Linked DNA regions of Homo sapiens: region 2 is linked to region 1. Evidence: chromatin contacts called from ENCODE Hi-C or POLR2A ChIA-PET data. All regions are on one chromosome and are shown on one strand. The core of a region is the stretch at or near the end of the contact, and the rest is flanking DNA. Distances in the headings are between cores, read along the strand shown.

Evidence for each region. Hi-C counts contacts between places; a loop is a spot of excess contacts on that map. ChIA-PET counts read pairs that join two places held with the same protein, here RNA polymerase II (POLR2A). Pooled maps may share reads with other maps.
Region 2: a map of OCI-LY7 shows a loop between it and region 1 (2.5-fold over the local background). The contact joins two enhancer-like sites. A Hi-C loop is called at or near these places in 2 of 168 maps with a recorded cell type or tissue (OCI-LY7 and naive thymus-derived CD4-positive, alpha-beta T cell), 15 of 37 single-sample maps with no recorded cell type and 11 of 50 pooled maps. POLR2A ChIA-PET finds 5 or more read pairs at or near these places in 2 of 52 experiments (activated CD4-positive, alpha-beta T cell and activated T-cell).

The regions. Positions count from the first base shown.
Region 1 is chr4:81,560,958-81,563,657 of GRCh38, reverse strand. No RefSeq gene overlaps it. Among named protein-coding and RNA genes, the nearest start is that of RASGEF1B, 90 kb to the right of the region's middle. RefSeq lists an enhancer at 954-1,123. Within about 2 kb of position 1,402, at least 6 of the 41 ENCODE cell types and tissues checked have a DNase peak (open chromatin) inside an H3K27ac peak, as active enhancers do; they include OCI-LY7, where a contact is called at or near this core.
Region 2 is chr4:81,650,406-81,653,105 of GRCh38, reverse strand. No RefSeq gene overlaps it. Among named protein-coding and RNA genes, the nearest start is that of RASGEF1B, 180 kb to the right of the region's middle. Within about 2 kb of position 1,410, at least 4 of the 41 ENCODE cell types and tissues checked have a DNase peak (open chromatin) inside an H3K27ac peak, as active enhancers do; they include OCI-LY7, where a contact is called at or near this core.

The DNA of each region.
Region 1 (2,700 bases), core at 153-2,652:
AGTACAAGTTTGTAACATCTCTACATATCATAAATATTTTTGCTTTGCAACATAATCTCCATTAAGAGCTCAATTATTGCCTAGTATATTGAAAGGGTATATGTCAATGTGTATATTTATTGGTCATTGTACATATCAGTGTATTTAGATTTTTCCACTTATTTTGTGAATTTATGTATTTGATATTTGAACATAATTTTTTTTACCAGATTGTTTTAATTTTGCCTTAATATTTTATTTTCTTTTGTCAGTTTTAACCATATTGTATAAATTATACAAGATAAATTCATTTTTCTAGCAAGATGTATTTTACAAAGATATGAACTAAAAAATAGAATTCATTTGGATGGAAACTTTCTTGACAGCACCCTGTGTGAAAACACTAATCAAAGACATCTGAGGTTGTTTTGTTTACTCAGATGTCAAAAAGTTTTTTCTCTCTCATCTTGCTTATTTTAAACTTTGTCTTCCTTTTCTCATTCGAAATAATGATTTTTAAAAGGCTATTCCTTTTCTGAATCTCCTGTATTCTCCAACCTATAAATAAAATCCTTCGACTCCTTTTGAAGTAGCAGTGATTCAAGCCTTATACTTAAACCAGGTGTATTGTTTTTATATTTATTGGTAATATATTACTTCATGGCATCCAAATGGATAAAGAGAATTTTGTTCACAGAATGTCCATACTAGAGGGAAATCTACTCACCATTGATCTTCCTCACAGATATCTTGAGAAAGAAAATATAGCTTTTATTCCTCTGTTTCTGAAGTACATGGAAACTATAGCAAGGAATTTAAGGTCATATTATATCACTTATTAAATGTATTAGGATTTATTAGTTGTACCCATCTAGCATGATTTTCAGTAAGAGGAGAAACTTCCATGTGGAGACTCAATAATAGATTTAAAATACCTGAGTCAGGTATTACACTTCTCTCAAAGATTTAAGGCATCCTTGAAAAAGAGTCTAAATGCAATAAGTTAGTGTAATATAACCAGTCTGCTGTGGAACACTTTCACCATGTCAGATCTCCCAGTAACAGGTTTTCTGAACTTGGGCTAGTGACAAGCTTACCTAGGCCTCAGTTTCTTCATTTGTAAAATGAAATGATTTGGTTCCATGAGGAGGCTGTAGATAAGCACAAGGTGCTACTCCTGGTTAGAATCTCAAAGAGAGTCAACATTAGAATGTTGATCTGAAAAAGCTGATATAGGAAGAATATTCTTCAGTTATGACATAGACTCCACCATTTATACAGGTTGGAGGGAAAAAATACTTTCTCATTTTCATGATTACAGCTGCTGGTTTCATTTCCTCCTTTGTAGGAACCCCCTGTTTTTACGTACAGGAAGGATGCTTGAAATAGAAGTGAAAGCAGAAACTCCAGGCAATATAGGAAACACCAAGTGAATGTATATGCCTGCAAGGGGACCTAGCTCTTTATCATTCTGAGTAATTTGGAAGGAAAGGTATTTAACAATGTCTGCTTCCTCAAACAATACCTTCCTTAGGTGAATGTACTGCCTAAAAGGTATTAAACATCTGAGTCCAAATTTCAAAGTAGAATTTCCCAAGGAATTTTCTTATAATAGAAATAAATGTTGTCACCTACTATCAGAGGTCAATTGAAATTTTTTGTTATAAATTCCTATCAACTTACTATTAGTAATTAAATAATTAGGGGCCTTTGAGTAGAAAGGCTGTCAAATGAGACTGGCAATACAGATGGCTTGTAAAGAGAACAGAGTCACCAAATACTTCTTAATGAGTAGCTAGTTCAAGGCAATCCAAAGCACCTCTCTATTTTGCCAAGCATGTTTTTGGTATGGTTATGGACATGGTGCTCCTGCAAAGACATTGCCCCAAATTCGGCATCTTTCTACATGGTTGCTTATGCTTCAAGCTGTTTAATAGCCACAGAGCCCTCCAAGGCTGGGCCTAGATTAGCATTTTTGAATCTTTTTTGATTATAACCCACAAAAGAAATGCATCCTAAACCATGATCCAGGACTCCCATATGTGAATGTATGCTTGTACGTATATCTACGCCAGTCAGAACGGTGATTTTTAAAAAGTCAAGAAACGACAGATGGTGGCAAGGTTGTGGAGAAGTATGAGCACTTTTACACTGTTGGTGGGAATGTAACTTAGTTAAACCATTGTGGAAGATGGTGTGGCTATTCCTCAAAGATCTGGAACCAGAAATATCATTTGAACCAACAATTCCATTATTGGGTATATACCCAAAGAAATATAAATCATTCTATTAAGAAGATATATGCATGTGTAAGTTCATTGCAGCACTATTCACAATAGCAAAGACATGGAATCAATAGAAATGCCTATCAATATACTGGATAAGGAAAATGTGATACATATACACCATGGAATACTATGCAGCCGTAAAATAGAATGAGATCATGTCCTTTACAGGGAGGGACATGGATGAAGCTGGAAGCCGTTATCCTCAGCAAACTAACACAGCAACAGAGAACCAAACATGGCATGTTCTCACTCATAAGTGGGAGCTGAACAATAAGAACACATGGACACAGGGAGGGAAACAACACACACTGGGGCCTGTTGGGGGTGGGGTTGGGGGAGGGAGAGCATTAGGAAAAATAGCTAATGCATGCTGGGCTTAAAACCTAGATGACGGGTTGATAGGTGCAGCAGACTTCCATGGCACATGTTTACC
Region 2 (2,700 bases), core at 161-2,660, 89 kb before region 1:
GTGAAGGACACATATGCACACACACACAAACACACATACATGCACACACATGCATGTATACACCCATATACACACACTCACATACCTGCACTTGTGGGGAGAGGGGAGAAGCAAATAATAGGTGAGAAAGATTGGATCATGGGAGAGAGGCTTGAGAAGCTTGAAGCTTTTGAGACATGAGGAGTATGAATCAACCTGTCATAAGAAGACCAAGAGTCATTTTTCCATCTTGTTTTTTCCCATCAAACACTAGTTTATGTGTAAAAAAGATAAGGAAACAATTGGGATATGATTTTTTTTTCTCCCACAGACACTTTGTTTTAACTCTAGTCTTTATTTCTTCTCAAAACAACTGTGGCAAAACTGGTTATTTGTGATGTCAAGATCAGAAAATACATAGTGCCAGAATTTTCGTGACTCTTGGATTTTGCCCTAAATTTGAACTTTTTTATTTTCCAGTTTGTTTTCCCACTTCCTGTTTCCATGGCCAAGAGCTTTAAAAAGATCAGAAAGTAATTATCATATAATACTAAGCTCATAGGAAAAATGGTTTTATGAGTCAGGTGCAAATTAATCAGAATTACATGTCTTAAAACATTTTCAGGAGGCTATATATAACTTTTCAGGCAAAAAAATGGGTTTGGTTCATCTGAGCTGTAGAAACTACAGTCAGTTGATGAAACCAGCCAATAAATTCCTATACTCTGTGTGCATTATGCTTGTAAGTGTCTCCCACACACACCCACAGTGCAGGAGGCCCAAACAACAGTTCTATGTGGATCCCCCTTCAGTCTGCCTCTTCCAGGGAAGAATTGAAGAGAAGCCAATTGTTCTGAAGATCAGAAGAGGGTTGTGCTTGGCTGCTGGCCTGTGGAAGAGAGAGAATGAATTCCATACCCTCCTCCAGAGAAGATATTCCGCCCACCTCTGTTCAGCTGCCACCTGCAGCTCATGCCACTGATCTCACCACACTTTAGGAATGAGAAAATAAGCGTCCCAGTATCACCTCCTCTAGCTATGGAGAAGATGACTTCATTCTATCTTTCAGTAACATTTCCGTGAGTTTCTTGATTAAGCCTATAAGGAGTTTTGACATCTTTATACTTAAAATAATTTTAATGTTATTTCTAAAAATAAAAATATCGAAGATAAGTGAGAACCTCCCTGAACTGCATCCCCTCATGACTGTATCCTACTTTTCACTCAGATATACTTCTCTGGGCCTCTCTTCATTACACCTTTTGAGAATATTCAGAGATATCTACTCCTTTAAGGAACTGGAACTGGTTGGAGGTGACAAAGCTCTCAGACATGCTGACTTTTTTTTTCTTCCCTGCTAAACATCTCTGAACATTGCATCACAGCCAGATCTGCCATGGTACGTTCTTATCTAGCTTAAAGGCATCATTGCTGGCCTGCCTTGGAGAGAAGACCCACTGATCTTCTCAACAGTGTATGACTAAAGCATAGAGGAAGGAAAATGCTGACAGTTGTGATTAAAGACAGGGGTGGTTTAAACTGGATGCAGGTAATTGTCAGGGCTAAAAGCTTAGGCTCAATGAATCATGCTTTCCTCAAAGAGAACTCATTAGTTATGGGGCCCTTAGGAACTTGTTCTACTTTATGGAACCAGGATAAGGTGAAAAGAGAGGTATGGAAAGGGGAACTAATAAGTACCTTTTGAGCATTAGCTTACAAAGAAACTGTGGGTATTTGCTTTCACATAGTAAAGAGTTAGATAAATTTGCTTCTCTACTGAATTGACTGTCATTTTATAGATACAACCATAATTAGGATCATTTGTTTTCATGATATGTACTTTTGGATGACAATTGTCAGTCCAGAGGGTCAATAACTGAGGCCAAGAGCACTTGGCATGTGGAATGAATCATTGGTGCCTATCTCCCTTTTAACAGGAGAGATAAGTTGAGAATTTGAGGCTAGGTGCGGGATTTCCTAAGACTCTTCCTAGCCAGGGGCAGTGGCTTACAGAATGTGTTAAGTAGAGCATTTCCTCATTCAACAAGTATTTACCGAGTTGGGCACTGTGCTAGATGCTGGGAGTAAACAGAAGAGGCATATCCCTAACCTCATGGAGTCTCTAGATCAGCAGGAGGGAGGCACATCAAATATTTGCCCTGGCAGCTGGAACACCCAGACTTTCTATGGGCCCCCACCAGCTTCAGTAAGAGCTCTGGTTTCTCAACTGTCTGTCAAGAGTGTCTTCAAAGTCTGGCTCACTGGCAGGCTGTATCATTATCACCTGGGAAGCTTGTTTACAATGCATATTTCTATGACTAATCCCAGTTTTAAAAAATAAAAATCTCTGGCTTTTTAGCAAGCTTTCCTAAATATTTCTGATGCCATAAATTCTATCTTTGCACATTTTAACAGTGAGTGATAAGGCTTTACAATGTTTCTGCAAGAGGGAACACATGAGAAAGTGTGTTGGTTTGTGGAGAACACTAGATTTGTGGTTTCCAGATGCAACTTTAAACGTTGGTTCCTCTAGTTACAACTTTGTTTTTGAGTCTTAATTTTTTCATCTTTTAGCTTATTGAAGGGTTCATGTAATAGTGCCAAGTCCAGAGTCTGTGCTTACTTCTTTTGGCTTCTGTATTTAATTAGTAACTAGTTACTCATAAACAATGTTAAAACAGAAGCCATTGACAGGGAGAAGAAATTTGTAATATTTGTAAA